Linked DNA regions of Mus musculus: regions 2, 3, 4, 5, 6 and 7 are each linked to region 1. The links are chromatin loops, found by intact Hi-C in ENCODE. Cell type or tissue: heart. All regions are shown on one strand.

Region 1 (4,000 bases):
TCTATAAAATGACATGATTTCCATTTAAAAACCCTATAAAAATTCTAGAAAGACACATAGCAGCCTCGCTAAGCAAGACATGCTAAACAGAAGTACAGTTACCCAATAAATGTATATGCACAATATGGAATATGAAATATTCCATTATTAAATCACTAGAGCCCGGCGCTTGTTGACTGCAAAACAGTTTTTAATTAACCTTTGCAGGCCATATTCATCATCATCAAACTGTCGACTCCTCCCCCGCAGCCCCCCCCCCCATCCTCCCTGCTGCCCCTCCCTTCCTCCTCCCGGCCGCTGCTCCCCGCTCTGCTCTGCTCCCGCCCAGCCCGTTCTGAAAATGGGTGGGGGCGAACAGCTTACTTTCTTTTGAAGGCAGAGGATTTTTCTCTTGCGTTTCTGTTTTCTTCAACTTCGACTTATCGAATTTCTCGATCTCAGCCATATCGGGTTTGTCAGACATGGTTGCTGGAAGGAGCTGCAGGTACAAAAGCCAAGACCAGAGCTAAGAAAGAGCCACCCACCCTCGCCTCTCCCAGTTCCAAAAGCACACCCCCACCCCGCCGGAAAGCCCAAAGCCTGAAATCCTACTGCCTCTCCCTCTGTGTGCTTTCCTTGTCGAGTCCTCTCTAAAGATCTTCCTCTTTCTATAGGAAAAAAATCTTCCCCCTTAATATTCCCAAAGGGAAGATTCAAAGAACGAAGGTGGAAATAGTCAAAGGTGAGTATTCCCGTATAATAAAATTCACCATTGCGGAATGTTAACATTGCAGCTTTGAAAAAATTAAAGTCTGGATAGATCGAAGCCATTTCCAGTTTAAGTGGGGGAAAGTCTAGTAAAATCTCTTAAAAAGGAGCCAAGGTCGCAATACGCATCTCCGTTTTCTAGAAGGGCTTGCTCTCCAAAAGATGCCAGGCGGTCCAGCTTTCTCCTCCTCACAAAGGCGGGGGAGCTGACGCCGCCAGCTGCCGACCACCGCCCTACTCGCTTCCTCTCCTCTCTCTAGTCCAACAATGCTGCCTTGGCACACAAAACTGCCTCCCCACTTCTCGCAAAAGCATCTTGATCTGCATACAGGGGCCTTTTGACGGCCTTTGCATACATTCGTCTGCAAGGGCTTCCGAATTTTCACGCTAAAGGCCGGGAAGGTTAAACCCGCCACAGATAACAGCCCTCGAAGCCATTAGGCGATTAAGGGGAGCACAGAGCGTTTGAACAAAGGATCTTTCTAATTCTGATTAATTACAGCTAGCTAGGCAAGGGAAAATATTTCGGAGAGAGGGTCGAGGAGAAAAAAAAAACAATTCCCCTCTAAGCTGCGCAACAGAATGCCCAATTTTATGGGGTTTTCTCTTTCTTAATCAAGTTCCCCTTCCCGTTACTCGGCATCTGGAAGAGTTTAGCATCCCCCCCCCCCAATTCCCCGAAACTACCATGCCTTGGACTTGGCTTTAAGGACGAGGAGGATGAGGGGCAAGTGCCTGCGCTGGACAGGCAGGGAAGGACAGAAGGAAGGGGCCCTGGGGCTCACCCGAGCGAGCTGCGCGAACGAGGAGAGTCTGATCTGCTCAGAAGCCGCTGCGGATTGTCGGGAGGGGCGCGGCGAACGCCGCTTTATGTGTGCTTCTATGCAAATGAGGTGATGTCACTCGTAGTCCGGCTTAACTCCTTCGCGCCGCATCTCCGGAAGGGCGTTCGGAGGCTGTCAGACCCCCTCCCAACCCCCACATCCCCATTCACCAGCGCCTTTGAACCACATCGATGGCGGAACTAGAAAAGGAACAAACGCCTTCAAAATGCTTTCCCCCCCATTTGACGTCTATTTTATTATCATGAACTTTTGCAGCAGCCGCCCAAACCTGTTCTTAAGGTTCAATGCGTGATAACTAATGGCCTGAGTGGCACCTAAGGGGACAGGCTTTTCTTTACTTTGAAACCGGCTTTGTCTGCAGCCAACGCCCCCAAGATAGGGTGAGGTGTCCCTCATACAAGAGCTGCTGGGGTCTGATTCCAATGACTCAGCTTTCAGACCAGTGGACAGCCCCACCCGGCCCTCTTTGTCTCCCTCGCTTGTCTCCCCCTTGATTTGAGAGGGCGATAAAGGATCCTTGAGTGGATTTTTAAAAGAAAAGTTTTAGCGCCGCAGCATTTGTATTGTTTGCTATAATTTCCGTGAGCAATCGAGTCAAGTGCCTAACATTTGCTAGGTGTAAGGGGGCTTCAGAGAGAACACAGCCGGCCCCTTCAAAATTAAGTCAAAGTCAACTTCTGTTACTGACTGACAATAAGGAAGTTCATTTTCCTTTTCTTATTTTCATCAATTAAAAGTGATTGCTAATGGGAGCCAAGGATTCCCAAAGACCACAAGTCCATCAGCTCTATTATCTGAGGATTGAAGCTGAAGCGCGAACTAGCTTTTGAAGGGAAGGTTTTCCCTGCAACACATGTGGACGATTCAGGTAGAGATGTGCCGGTTTCAAAATGGCACCTGAGTCCGTAAGTCGCAGGGACCCACTTGCTACTAAAAAGTAATTACAGATACCAAGCTTGTGCCTGCAAGTGGCAGGTGGTTGGAGGTAGCTCCGTAGGATATTTTTAAAAGGGCATCGCTGGGATTATATCTGAGACACAGAGAACTATAAAACATTCCTTCTCCTTTTCTGTGCCCTGGAGGGATGTTTCCAGAAAGCCTTTGCTAAGCATTTTTATGGCAGAGGCTTTGCCTCTCTGGTAATGTCAAGTGTTATTAGGGACCCTAAACTGCCGCTGCTGGAGCAGCTTGGACTTCCCCATTTCTTCATCTACTTCCCTTTTACTTGGGAGGAAGGAGATGGGGGTAGGGAGGAGCAGGTGACCCATGTGGTTCCCCAGTTAATGCTCTACTTGGGAGACTGCCTTTCTGCCCTTTGGATGGGGCCCTAGACCTGTTTGAGCGCGCATTAGATGTCACTTCTCTGGTAACACATCCTCTCTCTCCCCATGTCCACTTGGAGGGAGTTCACTGCATTGTTGAAACACAGAACACATCTTGCAGGGTGCATTTCTGACTTCTGCTTGGCAGCTGCAGTTACACTGACACCATTTCGGTGGGTCATTGGATTCCAGTGTCCCTTCCTTCACTCAGCTGTCACCGTGTACGTGTCTTCCTATGACAAAGGAATGCTATCGCCTTGACCCTGGTTGCCTGTTTGCCTTAGGAAAGATTAGCCCTTACAGAAGTTATGCGGCCAGAGGAGACTGAAGAGTGGAATCTGTAAACATCTAGAATTTTCTACTTTCGTAACAGCGTAGCAGGCAGATTATTTTAGCTGCTGACTGAAAAAGAGCAGGCAGCCTGTAAGAGAGGAAGCAACTTGCCCTGGGAACTGAGTCCTCTGTAAACGGGCTTCCCTTGCCCACTGGGCAGAAAAATAGAAAAGAAAGGGTGATCCGGATAAAATGAAATGCAAATAAGAGGGTTTGTCTTAAAAGTGTCCGGGTCCTCCTGTCGATCATTCTTCTCTTAACTCTTCTCTGTAAAGTGGACAAGTGGTGATAAGGAACTGTAGGAGTTGTGGGAAGATCAAGTTCTTGGGACAATGGCGAGCACTGTGTTCTCTTCTTATTTAAAATAGAAAGTTGAGAAGAAAAGAATAAATGTGTTCTTGTTTGCCATTAACAAAAACCTCAAGTAATTTGGCATTTCATCTCTTATAAAGGGAAATGTATATATTTCATTACATATTTCTGCATAACTAATACTTGACGATATCATTTATCTAATAAATTACCAGTGAAAATTAGATATTTTGTGGGTTTTTTTTTTTTTTTTGCAAATAAAAATAACTCATTTGGCAGAGCATTTGCCTAGACTGCACCAAGCCCTAGGTTCAATCTCTAGTGTGACATAAAACAGGCCTGGCATGACTCGCCTGAAATGCCAGCACCCAGGAGGTAGAGGCAAGAGGATGCTACTAAACCAGCCTGTTTCTTGACACCTAGAAGATAGTATTTGCTCAA
Region 2 (4,000 bases), 110 kb before region 1:
TCCATCCCATTAAGATGGCTTCTAAATTTGAATATCCTAAGTCTGGGAGAATCCTAAGTGAATGGCCTTGCTAGGGGTCCCAAGCTCCTATCGGAAAGACTCTTCCAGATCTGTTCTCTTGAAGTCATTAGGAACTCAACAGGCCTCAGATCTCACACAAAAGGACACCTGTCAGTTTTTTCCCTTGGATCCCCAAGAATTGGTGGAGGTTGGTATTTTTTTAGTTGGGTGCCCAGAAGGTAGAAAACTCAAGGAAATATCTCAGCAGAGTAGACACCTTTCCAATGACATTTTCCAGACATTAAAGAAAATGTCTTTCCTCCCATCAACTGCTCTCTTCATATAACTCATTAAGGGGAGGTTGGAACACATCCTCCTGCCTTGAGTTTTCATCTGCAAAATAGAAGAATAGAGTCTCTTTTCTGGGATTGTGGTGGGAATGAAGTTAGGCAATATAGGATAAACAGTAGTCATTTAAAACTCTAGTGAAGTTCGTCACGTCTGTGGATTCCCTACAAGATTCAATCATCTTCCTCAGGCAACACTTCAAACACAGGCGTGGTGCCTCAGCCCTGTCATCCCAGCCCTGGAGAGGCTGAGTTAGGAGGATAGTCTAGAATCCCCATGCCATCCTGTGCTCCATAGTAAATTCTAAGCTAGTCCAAGCTACAGAATGAAGACCCTGTCTCAAAATGTACAAAGAAGGGTGAGCCTGATGCATTTATTTCCTTGACATCCTGAAAAGTGATCTATAAATCTGATAACACATGTAAAATGCAATAATGAATGCAGCATTATGTATTCTTCAACACCCACAAGTTTCATAGATCTGCTTCTGGTTAGAATGATATAGGAAGGACTAACTTTTGTTTTCTATATTTTTTTTCACTTAAATAGTGTGAAGTCAGGGGCTACAATTGAAGTCTGTTTTTGTTTTCTTAAGCAAATTTTGTACACTGGCTCCCTTCGTTTGAAAGCCACAAGATATGTTCCCAAGCAGCTCCATATGCATAAAGATAAGGCTCCTTTGTAAAAAGGAGGCATTAAAAACCCTTCCGGAAGTCCTGCTTTTCAAGCACTCATACCATAAGTGTAGTTGAATGAAGCAACAATATAGCCAAATATAGACAGTACAAGCCACGAAACCTCTCTCATGATTGGCTCCCACCTTTGCCTCAAAAGAAGAACATTGTGGTTCAAATGCTGCAGTCCCAGGAAGTCTTGAAATCAACTGAAGGGCTTTTCAAATTCATTCTTCATTATTTCAACTGGACCCCAGCCCAGTGTCATTGGTGGCTGGAGTGGCCTGAGTCTCAGGTCTAGGGCTGACATTTTCAACCCTTATTTGACCGGACATAATTAGAGGAGAAGCCATACTCCAGTGTAGCTGACATTTGAGCCTCTGGAGCTTTCAATCCCAGGCACGGATTGGATTTCTGTTTCTTTCTTGCGGAGCTGCCAATTTGTACTGTTGTAAACTGAGCAGCCGGCAACCTCTGAAAAGCCAGCTCCAGCTTGACTGGTTTTCAAAGGCCCATTGAAAGCTCGGAGCTTGTAAAAGGATGTGTTCGATGAAGCTTCAGTTGGCCCCTCTAGGCCTGAGCTGATAAGATGATTTGCAGCTTCAGTTTCCGCCAAGTGTTCTAAAACACCGGTGTTTGTTTCAGGCCCATGTAATCGTTTGCTATCTGTCCCACAGCCATTCTTTCCCCTGTGAACACATCATAAGTCCTTCACACAACCAGTGCACAAGCTCAGTAAGGATGAAGGCTATTAACCCCAGGTTTAGTTCATGAGCAACCCAAAGCCTCATTAGATTGCTGTCAGTGAGAGATCTGTGCACCTAAGCCAAAGCTGTACTTCCCTTTCAACCATTTGTGCATGCCTTTCACGGCCTGGCTTCCAGGGTTTGAATAAACAGGAATTGAGCCCCAACTATCCCTGGGGAAGTGGCTAGCTATTATTATCACCAGTGGAAACACAAACAATAGTTAACACGCTACAAAAAACAGAGCCTGGTTGGCTTCACCTTACGGACCACATGACCTCCAAGTTCAGCTAACACGTTTTTCTTTCTTTCTTCCTTCCTTTCTTCCTTCCTTCCTTTCTTTCTTTCTTTCTTTCTTTCTTTCTTTCTTTCTTTCTTTCTTTCTTTCTTTCTTTCTTTCTCTCTCTCTCTCTCTCTCTCTCTCTCTCTCTCTCTCTCTCTCTTTCTCTCTTTCTCTTTTTCACAGTAACGAAGTACAAGCATGCATGCACCTTCTCACAGAAACTTTACTGGTCCACCTCGTCACAGACTCTGACTTCAATATGTGTGGGTTGGAAGAGCGTAGAGAAATTTTGGACAACGTGCTTTTTCAAACTTCCTTTGAATGACTTCTGGACTGATGTCACTATAAAAATCAGTGGCTCTGCCAAAGGGCTCATTTCTCTCCAGAAAGTACTCTCCATCCATCTCTGACAAGTTTTCCGCTTAGATCTAAAATCCCAGGTATGGAGCGTCTCACCATCATTTAAGAGCACTGCATGGCCACTATCAGCCCTAAATTCCAATGATCCTTTACTAACAAAAATAAAGCGAACTTAATATGGCCACAAATTAGTGTAGCCGATTTTGTTGATCTATCAGACAACACATTAACTTTGAATATTTTCATTCAAAGATGTAGGCTTGGCTGATATTAAGAAATATAGTAAAAAAAAAACCTGCAGTCAGAGATATTCATTAGAGAAAAGTGGTCTGCCTCTTAAATATCCTTCAAAAACAATTTAAACACGTGGATGGCATGCTCATACAGTAAGCATAATTGTTAATAGTCATGTTCCAGAAGAATGAGAATATATGAGTAAAATTTCTCACAACATGAAAAGAAACAGAATGATCTGGGTTTGTCTGGGTTTGTCGAAAAAGAAATGTGTGTGTAAGAAAACATGTAGACAAAGAGACCAAAACCATGTCCCAGCACTTGGGAGGCAGAGGCAGGCGGATCAGAAATTGAAAGTCACCCTCAGCTACATATCACGTTTGAGGTCAGCCTTGTGCACATGGGACTCTGTTTCAAATATAAAAGAGAAAAACTACGTCAGAATAGCAACAACAGTTTCTCATTAGCTGAGGGCAAAGCTTATAAAGATTTAATGCCCCTCCCCAGCTATTGAGCTTTTCTATATTGTCCAAATCCCCTATGTGTAAGTGGTTTTACAATGAAAAAGCCCACTTCGGAAAGTAATACCCCACAGGAGCTTGCTGTTCCTTAATGAATTAATAATATGAAAAGGACAGCATACTAACAGCCCAGAAGACAAGATGGAGATGAGACTATCAGTCTTGCATCCATTTGAACTTTAGTCACTCTTGCTTCAAAAAGAACTTTCATGATTACATATTGCATGCACCCTGCCAAAAGCCACGGCTTTCACATTCAGACTAGGGAATAAACAGCTCCCCCAGGCAGACTGTGATGGAGGCGGCTGCTCTTGCATTCTAATTGAGGGACTATGCGCCCCAATGATTCGATTCTCCTGACAGATTAAGAGAATGAAGAAATCACCAGCTGCCAGAGCACAGAGAAGGAAGGGACCGAGCGAGGGCGGCTGCTGTCTGGCTGAGGCATCCTTCTGTTTTCTTGAGTTAACATAGGGGAAGAGAAAGCCTCCAGCCATTGCACGCAACTTAGAGTGCATGCAAGCAAACGGTGCAGTATTCAAGGGAGGGAGGGGCCTTGTAGGCCCAAAGAAAATGCCTATTTTGGGACGTGTGGTTGTGACCACAGTGTTCTACCTTCAGTAAACTGCTCATATTGTGATTAGAACTTTGACACCAACGGCAACTGGGTGACTAGATGCTAATCCTTTTTTTTTCTTTTTTTAAGAGGTTTGAATGTTTTGAGACATGGCCTCAAATGCGTTTTGTAGATGAGGATGACCTTCAAGCTGGATCCTCCTGTCTCCACCTCCAAGTATGAAGATTACAGCCCTGTACCACCACCAAGCGTCTCCA
Region 3 (4,000 bases), 170 kb before region 1:
TGGGACTGCAGGAGTGTGCAAACAGGCTGGACTGTACAATCTTGCTAACAAAATGATTAATACATTACATGGTGGCAGGTGTTGCTTTGGCCCAATGACACAATGCTATCAACCTCAGCTATGTTGTAAGAAAATAGTTCTCTTAAGATTTCTGTGGAGGCATCTGAAAGACTAGATAATTTTTAATTGGTAAGAAAAGAAGTAATGATAGTTAACATCTTGATGGCTGTGTGTATACTCTATTATATATACCTTTTTTTTTCTTGGGCTGAGTGGGGAATGGCATAACGTTTGGAGTATGTATCAAAGTGTCTTGAATTCTATTCTTAGTTTTGTCTTAAAATGAATGTGCTGTGATGAGCACATTAAAAGCACCTTGGAGTCAACTTCCCAATGAAAAAATGGGAATAGAATTGATGCTTTGGACTGGATGCTTGCTACAGTCATTCTAAATCAGGAATTATATATTACTGTGATGCTTTAGCCCCCATATGGTATGTGGACCAGTATCAGGGTCTTACTTACATTGACTACTGGTCAGTAGTGAATTTGTCAAGAGTAAACAGCTAGAAGAAACCTGAGAACACAGTAATGGGCTGGAGGGGAGGTTGAGAGACAGGGTGGAGGTCAAAGCCACGACCTGTTTTTCTGTAAGCCAAGTTGCAAAATCTGCTAGTGTTGTTCTTCTAGATTTCTTCTGATCTCTTAGATGAGATAAGCTAAGCTAAGATAAGTAGTTAGGTGTGTGTGTGTGTGTGTGTGTGTGTGTGTGTGTGTGTGTGTAGATATGAAGGCTAATTTATTATACACATACTTCCTGGTGCAACTGGCACAGGTTGGTCCTTCCTGAGTACTTTCAGAGAAAAAGGAAGGAGTTTGTACTGATACCTTTGCAAGTTATTTTGCTCAATTTTCACAGTTTCTCCTAAAGGCCCACACCCCATTTTGTAAATGTGCAGAGTAATTGAATCCCTTTTCCAAAACAGGCAAGAAAGGAAGGAAGGAAGCAAGCAAACAAGGAAGGAAGGCAGGCAGGCTGTGGCTATAGCTACATTGGTGGTGCTTGAAGCTTGCACAAATTCCTGGATTCAATCCATAGTCTGTCTCTCTGTCTCTAGTTCTCTCTCTCTCTCTCTCTCTCCCTCTCTCTCTCTCTCTCTCACACACACACACACACACACACACACACAGGAGGAAAAGAAACTGAGAAAATTCTTCTGCATTGCCAGACTGCCAAGCCTTATAGTTAGAAAAGCAAAGATGAAGCTCAGTTGTTATGTATTCATTTATTATACTCCTTCAGCAATGTCTATTGCCTTTCTCTGTGCAGTTGTCAGGCATTTTGGGATATCTAGACTTCCCTCTAGTCCCATGGTTCATTCTATTGACAGGTCACAGACTACCTCCTTTAGTTTGTCATCCTTTCTGCTGTATAGGTGATTCAGCCTAAGTGGAAAGCAATTTTACTGAAAACACCTTTACCTGCAGAACTAATGTAGGCATGATGTCTTCACAGCAGTGTGATTACCGCAATGATTGATCAGTTTATATCCCTTGTAAACTCCAGAGAAATTCCTTGCCACCTTAAGAGTTCCCTTACTGGCCTGGAAAATTACATCCATTGCCAGAGTGCTTGCCTAACATGTACAAAGCCCTGGCATCCCCATCACCACATAAATCAAACACAGCAACACACAACTGTAATTCTTGAAATGGGTAGGAGGAGACAAGAAGACCACAATTTCACGATCATCCTTGCCTACTATTGTTAAAACTTCTTCTCAGGGGAAGATGTACACAATGTCTGTACCTTCTCCTAAGGTCCTAATGATAAACTAAGGCTTGATTCCACCACTCTGTACTCTGGAAGCCAATAAGTGTATTGGGCTTCATTACAGAGCATAGCTAAGGGGATATTTACAGGGGTATGAGTGCTCCTTCTCCTAACAGGCTGAACTTAGAAAGCCTTTACCCAACAGGGATGAGAGATTTTCCCCATAGCCACATAGAGGGAGCCCCTTCCCAAGTCTTCCCTCACCTATATACTCTAGCCTAGCAATTCTCAACCTGTGGGTCATGACCCCTTTGGGAGGGTCACATATCTGATGTTTACATTACTATTCATAACAGTAGCAAAGTTATAGTTATGAAGTAGCAATGAAATGATTTTGTGGTTTGAGGTCACCATAACATGAGGAAAAGCATTAAAGGGTCACACCATTAGTAAGGTTGACAACCACTGCACTAACCCCTTCCAGGAAATGGTTGTATATTCTAGTAAGGTTCTTTCAACACTTCATACACCCTTCCATGAAGGGTGTAAACCTTCAATAAGCCTGGCAGAGATAAACATTTTGTAAGGGGGCATAGTTGAACTCCCAAGATGATGCTTGTTAGATAAGACAACAGTCACTCACATCTACAGAGTGAGTTTTAAGCAAGCCTGGAATAAGACCATGTCTCAGAAACAATATAAATAAATAAATGAATAAATGGATAGATAGATAGATAGATAGATAGATAGATAGATAGATAGATACCACAATTAAAGCCTCCGTGTTGGGATAGAAATAGTACTCTGGGCTTTTCATCTAACAATTACCTACTGGAATGTTCTTCCTTACATTACTGAGACTACTATCTAGAAGTCAAGCCTTCCTGGAATAGTGTAGGTCTGAGAAGTCTATACCTTCCAGGAGATGAAGGAAAAACCTGGACATGGGAATTTGCCAAAATTAGACATTTGATGAGATAGTCTTGCTTCCAGCTGGGTAGCTACTCTAGGCTGTACTTAATTAATCTTCCTCTAGGGAGTGTGTTTGAAATACAAGGCAATAGAACAGTCTGGGAGTTGACATGTTTAATTAAGTTGAGGTTTATTTACCATCATCAGTGGTTCTTCTGCCTCCTTGTTCCCTGGATATTGGCATCCCTAAAGACTAGCCTTAACTCATTTGGATCACTTTCATTTTTGTCAGCTTTAAGATTCACAGTCCAGCTATCTCAGTGTGCTAGCTCACACCTGTAACCATGGCCCTTGGGAGACACTGACAGGAGGGTTGGCAAAAGATTGAGGTCAACATGCTCCTGCACAGCAAGTTCCAGGTCAGCTAGGGCTATGTAGTGAATACAGAATGAAACCATTTCTCATGACAAAAGAGAGAAACTAGGGAGATGTTCAGTCAATAAAGTGCTTACTGCATTAAGAAAAAAATGAAATTTAATCACCAAATCCAATTAAAGGCCAGCAAGAGGGAGGCCAAGTCAGGATGATTCCTGGGTTTGACTAGCCAGCCAGTCTAGCCAAAGTGATGAGCTAGAGATTCAATAAGATAGTCTCAAAAATAAGGTAAGAACAATTAAGGGAAACACACATCATTAACCTGTGGTTCTCTCTCTCTCTCTCTCTCTCTCTCTCTCTCTCTCACACACACACACACACACACACACACACACACACACATCAAAATAAGGAGGTTACACCTTCAAAATTTCTCTTTGAGTGTTGGCAAACTCCTCCTGTAAATGAACAAATAATAAGCTTTGTGGAAATTAGTCTTTGATGATGTTATTCAACTCTGCCTCTTCAGTATAAAAGTAGCCATATGTAAAAGAGTTGTCATGGTGATTTCAATAGAATTGTATAAATTCCAAATTTGAATTTCCTACAAGTTTCACTTGCCACAAGATATTAGTTTTCTTTAGGTTTTTCCCAGCCATTTAAAAAATGTAAATAAATAAATAAATAAATAAATAACTCATGGGTCAAAGAAAGCAAGCCTGACTTCAAATTGGGCCTGCATACCAGACTTTGTCATGGAACTTGCTATGTCATGCCCAGGCTGGCCTCTAATTTGTAACAATCCCTTTGTCTCTCTGCCTCTTCCTGTCTTTTGACTTTTCTTCAAATTCTATTCTTCCACTGTCTAATTATCATTAGACATCCATCAGATTTAACATTGCATTTCTTTTTGTCACTTGCCCCCACCATGTGTGAGAC
Region 4 (4,000 bases), 190 kb before region 1:
TATATTCATTTTTATGGTTTTGCATATGAGAAGGTAATTTTATTTATAACGAGATTTCTGATTGCCTGTAAATTTTTTTTAGAGCCCCAAGAGCTATAGTTTGCAATAAAATGAACACCAGTTTTCAGTGGAATCGCTGTAGTTTGCTTTTAAAGTAAATTGGATGAAAATGTAAATCAAGTACTGGCAATTTTATATGTCCAAAGCTCACAGTGTGATCAAAAGCATGTGGACCTGAGTTAAATCCCTAGAACTCCTCCCTCCCTACACACACACACACACACACACACACACACACACACACCACAACATACAGTCTGAGTTTGATGATGATGTACACATGTGTTTACAGTGCTGGAGATGTGGAGGCAAGGAGGTCTGCTGAGCTTACCAGTCAGCCTACTTGACAAGTTTTAAGGCAGTTGTAAAGTACAGGAGAACGCCAGGGCCAAGAAGTGGGAGTGGGTGGATGGGGGAGCGGGTGGGGGACTTTTGGGATAGCATTGGAAATGTAAATGAAATATATACCTAATAATAAAATAAAATATAAAAAAAGAAGAAAGAGAGTGGGTGGAGGAAGGAAGGAAAACAAAATAAAAGAAAAAGAAAACAGAAGAAACGACAGTAAGAAAGGTAGATAGTTCTGAGAGACAGCACTCAAGGTTGGCCTTTGTCCTTCCACATACATGTGCCCACCCACATATAAGCACAAAAATAAAACACATACATAAATGGATGAGGCTGAATTTCAGTAAGAGTTCATTTATGAAAATCGTAGATGGCTGAGAGTGGCTTAAATACACCTTTGATCTTAGAAGCATCATTCAAGTGTGACTGTTTTGAATTTTGTGTACTTTTTGTTTTGTGGTGTTCACCAGAGATTTTTTTTTCTTTTTCTTTTTCTCTTTTTAGAATTGTTGAAATGCTAAAGTGGTCTTAAGAAACAAGAAGAAAAAGAGGAGGAAGGAAGGTGAAGGCAGGGAGGAGTTATCCTAGCTGGTTCAAAGCTTCACTGAAGGGCAGAAACAATGTTTTGGCCACAATACATGCAATTTAAAGGGCCAGCTGTTTTCACTCGCATAGCTAGATGGAAGAGCCAGCCAGTCCCCTAACAAGTTCCAAGCTTCAGTTTGGTATTTCAAAAATAGAACTCATTCCTGGAACATCTCTATCGTTAAGCATTTGGAGGAGTTGTTAAATAAATGTCACAGGCCAAATATGTCACATGTCCAATGCTATTATTGGGTAAAATATGAAAACCTTTGATTTATGTGTAGAAGAACTCAATTTTGTACATGCAAATAAGAACATTGTGTATGGGGGAGAAATGTTGAGAGATTAACCCAGTGAAGGAACAATATAGCTGTAACTGAATGTAGTAGAGAACACTAGAGTACGTACATTGATTCATGCTGGCCCTGTATTACTGTCATAGTTCTGGGCCTTTTTTAATTATTGAACTGTAGCTATATTTCTTGGCCTATGTGGCAGTTCCTTCCTTATCTATAAAATAAAGAGGGTAGATGATCTCATAGGGTTGCAAAGAGAGTATTCCGGGGACCAGAATGGTAACAGAAGGATGGAAACACAGAGTAAAAGAGTAGGCATTAAGGTGTTTGTCCTATAGTCTCCTCTTATTCTGCCTTTTAGAAAAAGACAAGGCATAATCAGTATTTTCACAGTGCATCATAGGTCTGATAGATTATTAAGCTGCGGTCCTGAGATTTGGTATGGCTACTTTCTAGTTACTGTGACAAAATACCTGAACTTAAGAAATGGGCAGCACTATTAGGAGGTGTGCCCTTGTTGGAATAGGTGTGGCCTTGTTGGAGGAAGTATGTCACTGTGGGGGTAGGCTTTGAGGTCTCCTATGCTCAAATTTCATGCAATATGTGATTTCAGACTCCTCCTAGCTGCCTTCAGATCAAGATGTAAATTCTTGGCTCCTCCAGCACAATGTCTGCCTGGATGTTCCAATGTTTCTCGCCATGATGATAATGGACTAAACCTCTGAAATTGTAAGCCAGCCCCAATTAAATGTTGTCCTTTATAAAAGTTGATGTGGCCATACTGTTTCTTCACAGCAATAGATACCCTAACTTAGACACAGCCAGAGAGGAAATGGCAGCTGAGGTCCTCTGGTGCGGGAGCATACACACACATACACACACACACACACACACACACACACACACACACACACACACATACACACACACACACACACACACACATACACACACACACACACACACACACACACACACACACACATACACACACAGTCAATACAAGGGTGGAGACTAATTTTAGGAGTAAAAGATTATTCTAGTTTATAATTTGGGAAGATCCAGTTCATCGTGGGGGAGAAGGCATGGCCTCCAAAACAGAACCACCAGGTGGGGACAAGTGTTCAAAAACCACGAGCTTATGGGCAGTATTTCATATTCAAATCACAGCAGATCTAAAGTCAAATCTCTCAGCCTCTACTGTGGACATTTTGTTCCAGGCAATGTTTTGTTCATTGTGGCTGTTTTGGGTAATAGAAGACTTTTCACAGTTTCTGGTTTTTATCCACTAGATTATTTTAGCACCTATCTTCATCCTTCAAATAATAACAATAAAAAATGTCTCCAGACACTGGTAAGATCCTATAGGGAGCCAGATTGCCTCTAGGTGAAAACTATGTTTCACGGTGACTGTGCAAGCACATCTTGATTTTATATTTTATTTATTTTGAAAGATTTATTTACTTGTGTGTGTACGTGTTTGAGCGTGTGTGTGTGTGTTTGAGCGTGTGTGTGTGTGTGTGTGTGTGTGTGTGTGTGTGTGCCACATGTGTGTGTTTGCCAGAAAAGGATATCAGATCCTGCACAACAGTGGTTACAGTTGCATGTTACCAGATATGGGTGCTGGGAGCAGAAAATCTACTTGTAACTACTAAGCCATCTCTCCAGCTCAATTTTATTTAGTCTTTGTGTGGACAGGGTACAGGAGAGCCCACCTATGTGAAGGGCAGATGATAATATTAGAACAGCCAGTTCTAGAAGTGCAGTCTACTTCCTTTGATGGCTCACTTCTCATTGAGGTGGAGCTCATCAAGTAGGCTAGAATGGTTGGCCATGGAGCTTCAAGGATCATGCTGTCTTAGCTTCCACAGCACTGGGATTACAAGCATGCAACCATGCTTGGGATTTTTAAGTGAGTTTTGGGAACTAAGTTAGGGTTCTCATGCTTACAAGGCAAGTGTTTTTACTAACTGAGCCATCCCACAACCATTTCATTACTCAAGCTGGCCTTGTGCTCACTTTGTAGCCAAGGATGACCTGAAGTACTGGACCCTCTTGCCTCCATCTCCAGAGTTCTGGAATCACAGGCATATGCCACCATACCCAGATTCATATGATGCTAAGGATATAACTTGGGGCTTCATTTGTGGGTCAGGCACTCGATCAAGTAAGCTCCACCTCTAGCCTCAAACACAGCCTCTATCAGCACTACGTGAAGTATAGCCCACGATCAGCAGCAGCATTACTTGGAAGCTTGAGAGAAATACAAGTTCATAGGCCACAATTGGTGCTGATGAGCTCAGATTCTGGAGGACAAGGCTCTCCAGATGTCTCAGATGGTTACTAAAGCTGAAACACCAATGAAGGAGATTCTTGGGGGGGGGGGTAATTGAAGCCTTCCCCTTCCCTCATGCATGGGGTTGAGAATAAATAGAAGTGATCGGAATTTTTAACAGGCAGGGGAGACAGCAAAATGCTGAACGGATATAGAAGGAAGTGCACTTCATCCTCCATCAATGAGAAGTGGGGTGAGGGAGAAGGAGGCCAGATTTTAGTGGCATTTAATGGATGGCCATTAAGGCTTTTAAAATAACATAGATTTGTGAGAAATAAATTCTTTTGGTTACCTACCTGCGCATGCAGTCTTCTTAATATGTTCAAATAATGTGTCTACAATATTAGATGTCAATCACAACAGCTTTAAGTCTATA
Region 5 (4,000 bases), 57 kb before region 1:
TTGACCAACAAGCTTCCATCTCTAGATGAAATTTGAAGCTCCTGAATTTAATGGCATCTTAACCACTAAGAAAAAAAAATTAAGACTTTTCATAAGAGATTGGATGAGGTGGCTCAGTGGATAAAGGTATTTGTTTTGCCAAGTCAGAAAACATGAGTTCAAGCCCCAGGACCCACGTGGTAGAAGGAGAACATCAACTGCCGAAGTTGTCCTCTGATTTCCCCCCCTCCCCTCCACACACACGCATGCATGCACACACACACATCCACACTAAACAAATAAACGGTAATATTTTTTTAATTACAAGATCATTTCATAACGCTAGGCATGGCAGGAGAAGCATGGAATCCAAGGACTCCGGAGGCTGAGAAAGGACGATCATGAGTTCAGTGTTAGCCTAGGCCACATAGCCAGACCCTGTCTCAAAGGAAAAAGAATATTCACAAATGACAGCCGCAATCTTGTGCTGATCTTGTTCTGAGGCAGCTTAATAAAGAAAGACTCCGTACGCTAGAACATTTTTTTTTTTGATTATTGAAAGCTAATAGCTTTATTATCTAGAATGTCTTCTTGCTTCCAAATTCCTTCTGTTTGGAAATTGTCCATTTTCAAGTACACATGTTTAAAATGGACATTACAAAGAGAGGCTGCCCCTTATTCTGTTAGTTTATAATTTGAGAAATAGTTTGCAGTAACCCATCTTTCAGTTTTGAACGTCAGCTATGATGAGTTTAAGAGCTCTTGTTTCTACCCAATTCAGCAGGTGATAGTTTTTAAGTTACTGAGGTGGGTGTCCTTTTTTCTTTCATAAATAAAAATGGGCTCCTTTTTTGGCAGTTCTTGGGGTTGATTCGTTTTGCTCTGTGTTTCTCTTGAGGGTCCTAGTCTTTTCTTTGGCTCACCTTCTGTCACCCTCCCTTAGTTCTCGGTATCCCGAGGGAGAGGAGTTTCCTTTGAATGACATTAACACTTTATAATTAGTCAGGAAGCCAACAAGAACACCAAATGTCCTTTTCCCATCACTGGTGAACAGTTTTGTTTTGTGTTCTGCAACCCAAGCAGGAACTGGTTGGGGATATGACGCCCTCCATCAGAGAAGAGTGATTGATTCCACAGAAGCTCCTGACATGCCCTGCCAGGCTTGAAACTGAACAAGCCTTTCTTTCCAGTCACATGGTTAATGCTTTTGTGCTGCACAGTTTATTCACTCCACAGCTTCCTCCTAAGACACAACAGGGAGAGGACCAACAATGCTTCTGAAAGGCAGAATGCAGAAAGTCCCCAGATTCACAGTCTGGCAGACCCAAAAGCAAGACAGGACTTGGCTAGCATACTTTCCCTCTTCATCAGGTTGTAAGGTATAATTTGCATATAGTAACTTTCACTCGCAGGTCTGGTACTTGGAAGTATATTTTCTATAATCCCTAATGGAAATCACATTCTATTTAAAGCCAGGAAGTCGAGATTGTGTGCCTTTCTGCCCCCACCCTTGTCACAGTGTCTCTGAACTTTTTGTGATCTGTAGAATGTGAGCATGTAAGAGCAAGTTCAGCCTGGTGGTGCAAACTTGTAATCTCAGCTACTCTGGAGGCTGAGGTAGGAGAATTTCAAATTTGAGGCCTGCCTGGGTCTCATGAGACAATACGGGAGAAAAAACAAAAAACAAAAAAACAAAAAAACCTAGAAGATAGCTTTGTGGTTCAGTACTTTCTAGGCACGCACAGGGACCGAGGTTTAATTCCCAATACTAAATAATAATAATGAAGAACCTTTAAAAAGGATCTTTTCTGTGGTCCTAGTCTACAGTTTAATGTTTTAAATGACTCCGCAGAGCCAGTGGGATGGGTCAGCAGCAAAGCCAATTGCCTGACACCATGCCAGATGCCCTGAGTTCAATTCCAATGGCCCACCTGGTGGAAGGAGATGTATTCATGCACACACACACACACACACACACACACACGCACGCACACACACACACGCACACACACACACGCACACACACACACAAAGAGAGAGATAGCCAGACAGACAGACAGACAGATACCGAGATAGACAGAGAGGGAGGCAGAGAGACAAAGAAACAGAGAATATATAGTAAATAAGTAAGTTATTCTAAGCAAATGTCTTCTTGAAAGACTTTTAAGAACATTGTGGTGGAAGTTTCCTGTCTAAAGGAAAAAACAAAACAAAACAAAACACAACTGTTTCTACAACTCAAAGTTCTGTGACAGTCGCTGCTAGAAGAATCTCGAAGCATATTGGAATGAGCAGTTTGCAGACCGTGTTCCTAAGCTAAACTGTGCCTCATGCCTCACTGCTTCTGCCAGTACCAGCCCTATCTTTAATTTGGCTCAAACACTGGGAACAGGGAACCAGGCTTCTCAGCAAGTCCAGGCCTTCTTGGCCAGGGGCCAGATCACTGTGGGTAAAGGCAGACAGCAGGCAAACAAGCTTCCATTCTTCTACCTAACAGAAACAATCTCCTATGCTCTTCTTTCAACCTGATCTCAGCCGAAAGACACCAAGAAGCAAGTGTCCATGATCCTTTGGTTATAGATTTGGGGCTCCATTTCATCAGCATGGAAGGAGGTGTCTGAGCACAGTGAAGGGAACTTCTAGTTCATTTTGCCGCTGTTGTCTCTCCTTCCCCAAATCGAATCAATGAGTGCTCAGAATGAACGCTGTGCATATACCTCCCTGGCAGGTCTATGGCTGGAACTGGAGCAAGGCATCAGGACGAGGCACTGATCTTTAAATATTTGAAAGGTGTTATCCCAATGTAAAATCCTGGCTAGATGTTCACAGTGGACAGAGGAGACTTGTACTCATCCTATGGCCCCTCTCCTCCAGGTGGGCACTAAGCCTAACAGACATGAGAAAGGGAAGGGGATTTCCAGGGAAAGATGACCTCATTCCTTAAGTTCTGGCCATTCCTGGCAGCTTTGTTTTTCCTTTAAGTCTTGTTGAAAGTGGATTTCCATAAGGCCCTTAGGAATTTGAGAGAGAGAAAAAACCGTCAAAGACTAGCTCACTCCAATTTGTATGAGCCTGTCAGAATCTGAGCTGCTCCATTAAGATGACATCAGGTAGTGATTGACCCATTTCTTTGTTTCCAAATCTCACACAGCACATTCTAACCTTCTAACGTATGTCACTTTTGTTTTGTGGTGTTTATTGTCTGCTTTCTCTCATTCAAATGCAAGAGCATGGGAGATAGGACTCATACAAAACAACAATGAATTTGTAACATTACCACCCTTGTGTTCCCCAACCTTCCCATGTCTTCTTCTGTTTATTGCTATATCATATATGTCACCTATGACAGTACCACGGGTGTATATATAAAATCAAAACTCATCGGAGCATATATTTTAAATATGCCATTTCCTGTACACCATTAATATCTCAATAGAGCTGAAAATGCATATTTAAAGCAGTATATTTTAATGTCTATCAAAAACTGTCATGAGAGACCAATGGTCAGTTGAACTTGTTATTTTGGGTCTCATTTTTCTTTTCTCTATGACAGCATCAGGATTTTAATACAAGTTGTCAAGAGTGTATGCGTTATATATTGGTGCTACCAAAGTATTGTTATGCTTGTCATGATCACGTTTTAAGGTTTTATTTCAGGAGCTGTGTTGCTTGGTGTTCCTGATGCTTTGACAAAAATACCCAACCAAAGCAACTTAGGGAAGGGTGGGTTTGTTTAGCTCCCAGCTTGAGAATACAGTCCATCAGAGCCAGAAGCCCTGGCAACACACATGTTAGGCAGCTACTCACACTGTATCCACAATCAAAAGGGGGAGTGCTTAGCTTGCTTTTCCCTTATTTACTTCAGGTCCTCAGCCCAGAGAGACACTGCTCACACTTAGAGTGGGTCTACATGTCTCAACTAACCTAATATGGAAAATTCATCACAAACATTCCGAAGGTTAGTTTTCATAGTAACTATAATTCCTACGAAGTTATTGATCACAATTAACCATCACAGACT
Region 6 (4,000 bases), 240 kb before region 1:
TGAAAAATGTTTTCAGTTCCTTAATCATAGATGTCCAGATTGTTGTGGCTTGTTTATCCCTGGATTCATGGTAAGAGACTAGTCTTATTATCAGACACTAAGAGACGCTGACTTCTATGCCACATGACACTACAGAGGATATTTTTGGCGGTAATGCTGACAGCTAGCTTATGTTAAATAGTGGAGAGTCTATTTGGGTGTGTGGTTGATTATAGGTACATGCATGCTCCGGCTCATTTGCATTACAGGCAACTATGGAAATGAACTGCACACTTTTCTCAGAGAAGTCACCCAAACAGTCAACCAATTAGAATTTCTTGAGTACTACATGCCCAGGAAAGGACAATTGTGATGAATAAAACATTGCAGCAAGACCCTCAATCTTTGTAAGAACTCCAAGAATTGTCCTCTAAAACAGATTAAGACAAGGCCATTCCTGGAAAAACACCAACTTTGAAAAGTAGAGGATGGAGACAGGACTAGAAGATGGAAGTGAAATTACAGCCTAAGCACAGAGTAGACTTCACTCACTGCACTGGGAAGTATGCTGTTAGAAATGCCCTCCAGAGGTATCTAGAATGGTCAGGGAACCTAATCTTCTATCCTTACATTAACCAGTAATTGAATGAATGTGGAGGAGCTCAGGCAGCGATCTGATCTTGAATGAGGTTGCTCTCTGCTGCTCAGCAGTCCCCAAAGTTCATCTCTTTCCAACCCGCCCAATAATTTGGGATGAAAAGTTCTCCACTCAATGTTGTTAATGATTAGATATGATCTTTGAAAAGATATCCCCAGAAGGTTTAATATTCTACCTTCACTGTGCATGAATGTGACCTCATTTAGAAGTAGGGTAAATATGACCAAGTCAAGATTATGACAAGTCCTAACATAATATAAACAGTATGCTTATTTAAAAATAAAAATATGTAGCAGGCATATAATTTGGGGTGTTGGAAGAAGTATGATCAGGAATTCAAGGTTATCCTCTGCCATGTAGTGTATTTGAAATCAATCTGGGGCACATAAGACACTATCATACACAGAAAGAGAAAAATAAATAAAATAAGAGGAGGTAGGTGTCATGAAAAGCCAGAGACAGATATTTGGGGGTTGGGGAGAGTGGGGATACCTGCAAACCAAGAAATGCTGAGGATTTCTGGTCATCACTAAAAGATATTTGGAGAAGAAAGATTTTACCCTTGGTCTTAGAGGAAATGTGACCCTGTCAATTTCCAGACTGTAGAATTTTGTCTTTAGCATGTTGAGGGAAGAGATTTCCATTCTTTTAAGCCACATAGTTTGTGGTCCTTTGTTGCCAGAGCCTTAGGAGCCTGCTATAGATGGAGGTCTGGGTGGAAGACAACAAACCCAGTCTCTTAGGATGACCTAAAAAAGCTTTCTAGGTGTGAAAGTACCATGAAGACTGGGACATCTGATTGGTGATAAATGGCATATATATGAAATAGTACAGAATTACTACATGTAAGACACAGACACTGGCTGAATAATGAAATTTCCATGCCTATAGTCTGCTTTTTATTAAAGAGAAAACTGAGAGCCAGAAAAGATTAGTCTCTTATCAACAGCTAGAGATAGGAACAGCTGAAGCCTGTCTCATGATCACTGGGTGAGTCTGGCAGTAGAGTAATACCAACAGAGTCACTGTGGGCTAAGCCCTGTGGGAGACATGGACCAAAAGAGCTGACAAAGAGTCCCTACTGAGGGAATGTGCCTGGAACAAAGCAAACTTATTTCCATTCCTGGAACAGAGCCCAGAATACAGGTCATATGGATAACAGGTTGGTGAGATCATTTCCAGTGCTTTTTGTGACCACGTTTTCTTTCCCAGAATTATATTAACACCATCCACTCAAAGAAGTAGAATTCCCTTTCAATCTTGTAGTAACAAAGCACACCAAGACAATAGAAGATTTTTTTAAAGATGAAAAACAAGAAAAAAGAATGCAACAGGGTTTCATTTGTATAAGTATCCTAACATTAGCCCTGATTTTCCTCTTACCAGATGACAGAATGATTTTCATACTCTGACATCATTAGAAATGTAGCAACTGATCTTGGAGCCAAATTACAACCAAGAGACAAAAATGCACATAAAAGCACGTTTATATTTTGCTTTAAATCAACAACAACTAAAAGTTACTGTATTTTAAAATGTTCATTTAAGTGGTGAACTGACTTTCTGATGAACCGAATCACCTCCCTAGAAAAAGTTTTTCTCCTGAACAGCTCACAATCAACTGGAGAACAGGAAGTGAATGCAGAAGGTTCTTTATAAGGTACCAGGAAAACATCCAGGAAGCTCACTGGACAGCAGGGTGTAAAGAGAAGCTGCAGGCAGGCATCAACTTTCCAAAAAGACTAAACTCTAGAAGTGTCTTGAAGAAAACCAAAACAAACCAAAACAAGTTTCTTGTACAATGGTAGCATTTGCTGGAGGCAGAAGGAAGAGGAGGATCACAAGTTTGAGGCCACCCTGCATTACACTCTTAGTAAGAAAGAAAGAGGGAAGGAAAGAAAAAAAGAAAGGAAGGAAGGAAGGAAGGAAGGAGAGAGAGAGAGAGAGAGAGAGAGAGAGAGAGAGAGAGAGAGAGAGAGAGAGAGAGAGAAAGGAAGGAAGGAAGGAAGGAAGGAAGGAAGGAAGGAAGGAAGGAAGGAAGGAAGGAAGGAAGGAAAAGAAAAGTTATTTCAGAGGGTAAAAGCAAAGAGGTGGCCGGGTGTGGTGGCGCACGCCTTTAATCCCAGCACTCGGGAGGCAGAGGCAGAGGCAGAGGCAGGCGGATTTCTGAGTTTGAGGCCAGCCTGGTCTACAGAGTGAGTTTCAGGACAGCCAAGACTATACAGAGAAACCCTGTCTCGAAAAACCAAAATAAATAAATAAATAAATAAATAAATAAATAAATAAATAAAGCAAAGAGGTGGACACTTTAGGGTTATTATCTGAAAGCTCGGGGGATTGGAGGGACCCATTTCAAGAAATACTAAGTCTCTCAGTCACATTTAGCAGAGTGTATGTGACAAGAAATCCTAAGTCTCTCAGTCACATTTAGCAGAGTGTATGTGACAAGGGTAGGAGGCCACAGAATGTTAGGTGACGTTTGACCATTTCGAGTTTGAACACCATACTGAAGGCAGTACAAAGGTATCAGTGTGAGTCATAGAATGATTGTCAGACGGTGGGGTGAAAAGTAAGGTGGCAATACAGAAGGACTTGGAACTTAGATAACCTTTAGACAATTCTTGTAATGGTCAAACTAAGGAAAGGAAAATCCTTTCCTACGACAATTTTCCAAAAAAAGCAAGCACATGTAATGAGTTTACCTCTAATCTTCATCCTAGATTTAGGATTTTGGTTGAAGAGGCATCCAGCAAAGCTAGGATGCATCCAATCCTTCCTTCCTTCTTTCTTTCTTTCTTTCTTTCTTTCTTTCTTTCTTTCTTTCTTTCTTTCTTTCTTCCTTCCTTCCTTCCTTCCTTCCTTCCTTCCTTCCTTCCTTCCTTCCTTTCTTTCTTTCTTTCTTTCTTTCTTTCTTTCTTTCTTTCTTTCTTTCTTTCTTTCTTTCTTCATTCCTTCCTTCCTATCTTCCTTCCTTCTATCCTTCCTTCCTTTTTTGTTTGTTTGTTTGTTTGTTTTTTGAAACAGGATTTCTCTGTGTAGTTCTGGCTGTCCTTGAACTCACTCTGTAGATGAGGCTGGCCTTGAACTCAGAGATCACCTGCTTCTGCCTCTTAAGGGCATGAATTATATCAGGGCTACAATAATTTATGGTTGAGGTAGAAGTCCTTCAGGAAGACATCAATAAATGAGGCACACAGAAAACAACATTGAGAAGTGAGAAACAGGTATGTATCAAGGATTTTTATTTCAAAATGGATATGTCGTGAAACCCTACTGTTTGTGCAGTGGTAACTAAACTCCATACAAGTGAAATTATTTTTAGAATACTGGGAATTCCCCTGTTGCAGCACAAATAGCAATGAT
Region 7 (4,000 bases), 400 kb before region 1:
TCTCCAGCAGGTGGTGGCGGCTAACCTCAGTCCCAGCTGTCTGCAGGACACTTGATCACTTGAAGCTCTTTGTGTGTTTCAGTGTGCACATGTCACCTTCTGCCAGCTCACCCCACCCCCACCCCCTCTCCCACCCTGCAGTTGTTTGCCAATCTGTGGTCTACACCGACAGCTTCCAGGGCTGAGCACAATCACCCTGCTTCAACACTCACAGATGGCTACGCGTCAAGGCTTCTTTTGACTGGCTATTTGGCTTGTGAGCTAGGGCGTGGAGACGATTTGTTGGACAGAGAGGACAGAAAGGAATCAAATCTGGAAGCCTCTGAAAGACTGGCAGCATTGTTCTGGGAGAGAATTAACAGTCCCTAATCAGAGAGAGACTTCATGGGAACACCAGGCATCTCTCTTTCTAAATAAGCTCGATGTAAAAATAACAACGCCACAATTTCAGACTCTGTTTTAGTGTCTGTTTGTTTTTAAGACAGTTATCACTGTGTAGCTCTGGCTGAACTAGAAGAATTCATGATGTACTTCTGGCTTACCTCTTCAGTACAGTACAAGCTGGTCTTGAACTCACAGGCCTCTGCTTCCTGAGTGCTAAGATTCAAAAGGTGCAGCACCACCCCAGGCTAACACTGCTTGCTTCGTTTTGTTTTGTTTTGTCTTTAGCTTGGAACCATCATCTAGACCATGCTAGCAGAAAGTGAAGGTATGTATGTATGTTCAGAAAACATGGGCACTAGTGTGAAGAAAGCCCATAAAGAAGAAAGGCATAAGAAAGAGAACATTTTCTTCTCAGAAAACCTATTAGCAACAGAGCTTTAAAATGTAATTATACAAAAATCAACATAAAATTCACTAAACCAAAAAGGTACAAAATGAAAATATATAATGGTGTTTGTAGGGGAGACCAATTCTTACCTTGCTACACTCATAGAACTGTGATAAGGTATATATATGATCAACATAGTTCTTAAATAAACAGAGAAATAAAAAAAAAAGGAATGCCAAATCCATGAGTCTAAGAACAATCTCCAAGCCAATTTAAAAAAAATGGCACAAAGACCATAAACATCAATCAGTAACCCAAATAACCAATGAAGACACAGTAGCATTATTATTTAAGGAAATCCACCTACAACCAACAGTGGGATCAGTTAAAACCAAGCCATCTACAGCCACTTTTAACCGACTAGTGGTAATGGTTCAGAAAAGGAAATGGAAGTCTCACTGACTGCTCTGGGAGCAGTGTCACAGAGCAGTTCAAAGTTCATTCATTGTTCAGCATCAGGTCCTTTGGTTCTTTCTTCTGTGAAGAATTCATTATGTGATTAGTCATGGCCCATTTCCTCTTCCAAACACAGCATGTATTTTTCCCAGTAAAACATATTAAAAGTTTTAATGATTTATTTTTACATTTATCCTCATATGCTCCCTAAGAATGTACTCCTAAACCATTTTCATTTTCTTGATCGAAAAAAAATGCATCCCACTTAAGCCATATTGCCCAAATAGATTATTCCATAATCTTTGTTCTGGCATTGGTATTATTGTTATTTCTTTAGAGTAACCACCTTGTAAGTCTGATGCTCTTGTAAAATATAAAAATCATGTTTACATATCACAGAAATGTCAAATTGTGAGGAATACTTTAAATACTCTCAAGATTATTTAATACTAAACTAAAAAGTAATGATTCATAAGTCAGAGTCTAAAGTAATGTCAACTTAGTAACATTAGTTAAAGTACCTCTGAAAACTAAGCTGAGTAAGCAAATATGCTTGCCTTACATCTCAGCAACTCTCCTAGATAAATTTTGGTTCCACATACAAGACAACAAATTAGAAAAATGAAAATAGGAAAAATGAGGACAATATATACCTATTAAAAAGCATATATTTAATTATATTAAGTTAGAAGAAATGTGTTTCTATCACACAAATGTATAATATATGTGTTTGAAAGGCACAAAAGAGAAATCATGGAATGCACATGTTTATACGTTGTCTATGATGTCTATGACATATAACACATGTCCTTACTTGTTAGTGGTGTTTGCCTCTGGTGAAAAGATTAAGGAATGAGAGCCATGCATAACTTTCTAAGTCTGTCTGCTCTAAATCTTGGCCACATTGTCATCTGGAATGCAGCTGACACAATTGCTACAATTCCCACTTGTTTCGAAGTATGTGGTCAATGATAGACAGAAGCACATGAAGGAAACCCAGGTGTCTCCTAGGACTTATGGGAGTGTCGACATTTCCAGAAAGAGACAGTCCTGGATTGTTAGAGCCTCCCCAGCATCTAACGTAAGACACATTCTTTGTGGCTTTGATTCAGTTTCCAGCTGTATACTGGGAGCCCGCAGACACCAGACACAGAGGACCAGACAGATCTACACAGGATAGGCTGTCTTTACAAAGTACTTAGCAGCTGTCTGGGAAATCCAGACAAACAGGAGTGAAGCCCTTTCATCAGCAGCACATGCTACACAAGGAGGAGCCAAGAGACCAGATCCCACTAAAAGGAACAAGGATCCTCACTGCTAGTATGTTAGTACATTTTCAAGGCCTTGTCACTGTTAATGCCACTAGTATTATAAGTGTGACATGAAAAAGTATTATTTGGGCAAAATACAATTACTTATTGAGAAGCTTCAAGATAATTAAAAACTGGGAGGTTTGTCTTTATGGGGGGTAAGCAAATGGTTAAAGAAAAATGTCCAAAAGCAAGCAGCTTTCTGGCTCTTCATAGTAACTAGTCCAAAGTTGTATGCAAATGAAAGGAACACGCTTCTTTTAAAAAATATTTGCATGAAACCTTACTTTCAAAATGAATCTGTGCAAGGAAAATGACAAAGTGTTAGAGAGGAGAGACTTAGAGGAAAATATGAATAAATGAATATATCACCAATTCATGAAAGAGTGAATACTAGAGATATTTTTCCAAATTAGCATACTGATTTAATACAAGCACAAGAGGAACTCAGCTGCTCTGTCAGCTATTAAAGCATAATATAAAACCCAGAGACAATACCACAAGGGCATCCTGGTTGAATACTTCTTTTGACAAAAGACACAACATTTCATCGAATATTTTTGTGGGTATTTATACACAAATACATATACAAAGACATTTAAAATGGACAGAAATGAGAACATCATGATATTCACATGAAAATGAATATATTCATCAATGGTAACTAACTGATGGTGGGAAAATCACCCTGACATGTATGAAAAAAAAAGCAATGCATAATAAATGAGGTCTTGTAAACCAGGGGTCAAGAGATTATTCATGAGAACTGAAAATAATTGACTCTCTGTGGGAAAATGCTATATTTATATTTCATGTCATGCAAGAATAAAATGCAAATGCTTTCTAAAATGTTTCATAAAAGCCAAAACCAGCGAGGCAAATAAATGTTAAACACAGAAAATATCTTAAAATAAAGTTCTCAAGTGTCAGAGCAACAAACATATAAATTAGCTGAGTAAATTTATACTAAGTATACAAAAAAGAATAAAGTGTAAAGTGTAGAGCAGATGTCTGGAATACATGCAGGTTTAACAAAATCTTTGGGGGAGGGGAGACATAATTGAGAGGATGACAGTTTTCAAATTGATCAATAAATGTACAGGATTTAAACAGAAATTCCAACCAGAGTTTTCACAGAATTTGACAAGGTGACCACACTTTGCTGATAGAAAAGCAAGAGACAATAATATCTAAACCACTCAGAAATTGCTCTGTGAAATAATGAAAACTTGCCCCCCTCCAAAGGTATTATAACGTGCAGAGTTGGTGAGAGAAGTTTCCACAAATGACAGCAAGAGAGTTAGTACGTACTATCACGTACTCCATCGAGATAAAAGGAACAGTCTAGAGAGCTGGACAAAAAAAAGGAGTCATGAAAACCTCTGAAAAGGAGATAATGGATAGTATCTTTAGAATTCAAAGCCTTCCCAAACAAGCATACAACTTTCCAGTGAAGATGAGA

What was found. A loop is a pair of places that touch in the nucleus more often than their neighbours do. Peaks named below come from ENCODE experiments on the same cell type or tissue, not always from the same donor. Only the 100,000 strongest peaks of a DNase experiment are listed, where the experiment ranks them.
Region 2: a loop joins it to region 1, with 4 times the contacts of the local background. A loop is called at or near these places in 19 of 42 quality-filtered maps.
Region 3: a loop joins it to region 1, with 3.0 times the contacts of the local background. A loop is called at or near these places in 2 of 42 quality-filtered maps.
Region 4: it touches region 1 in a loop (2.7-fold over the local background); 4 of 42 quality-filtered maps call a loop at or near these places.
Region 5: a loop joins it to region 1, with 4 times the contacts of the local background. A loop is called at or near these places in 7 of 42 quality-filtered maps.
Region 6: it touches region 1 in a loop (3-fold over the local background); 2 of 42 quality-filtered maps call a loop at or near these places.
Region 7: it touches region 1 in a loop (1.9-fold over the local background); 6 of 42 quality-filtered maps call a loop at or near these places.

The regions. Positions count from the first base shown.
Region 1 is chrX:167,207,574-167,211,573 of GRCm38, forward strand. It overlaps Tmsb4x (thymosin, beta 4, X chromosome), which reads right to left and starts at 1,645. Exons shown (of 3, transcript NM_021278.2): 1 at 1,533-1,645; 2 at 364-478. The coding sequence starts at 463. In heart, no CTCF peak of the experiment used is centred here; DNase peaks (open chromatin) are centred at 328, 1,018, 1,598 and 2,848; H3K4me3 peaks cover 3,116 bases; H3K27ac peaks cover 3,108 bases.
Region 2 is chrX:167,102,548-167,106,547 of GRCm38, forward strand. No RefSeq gene overlaps it. Among named protein-coding and RNA genes, the nearest start is that of Gm15232, 2.4 kb to the left of the region's middle. In heart, no CTCF peak of the experiment used is centred here; DNase peaks (open chromatin) are centred at 1,814 and 3,564; H3K27ac peaks cover 751 bases.
Region 3 is chrX:167,035,824-167,039,823 of GRCm38, forward strand. No RefSeq gene overlaps it. Among named protein-coding and RNA genes, the nearest start is that of Gm8817, 33 kb to the right of the region's middle. In heart, no CTCF peak of the experiment used is centred here; no DNase peak of the experiment used is centred here.
Region 4 is chrX:167,013,391-167,017,390 of GRCm38, forward strand. No RefSeq gene overlaps it. Among named protein-coding and RNA genes, the nearest start is that of Gm8817, 55 kb to the right of the region's middle. In heart, a CTCF peak has its summit at 2,417; no DNase peak of the experiment used is centred here.
Region 5 is chrX:167,150,453-167,154,452 of GRCm38, forward strand. No RefSeq gene overlaps it. Among named protein-coding and RNA genes, the nearest start is that of Gm39549, 18 kb to the right of the region's middle. In heart, a CTCF peak has its summit at 1,579; DNase peaks (open chromatin) are centred at 1,109 and 2,379.
Region 6 is chrX:166,970,215-166,974,214 of GRCm38, forward strand. No RefSeq gene overlaps it. Among named protein-coding and RNA genes, the nearest start is that of Gm30354, 88 kb to the left of the region's middle. In heart, no CTCF peak of the experiment used is centred here; a DNase peak (open chromatin) is centred at 1,697.
Region 7 is chrX:166,803,346-166,807,345 of GRCm38, forward strand. The region is part of intron 3 of Gm36547 (a long non-coding RNA gene); the gene reads right to left. Among named protein-coding and RNA genes, the nearest start is that of Gm36547, 19 kb to the right of the region's middle. In heart, no CTCF peak of the experiment used is centred here; no DNase peak of the experiment used is centred here.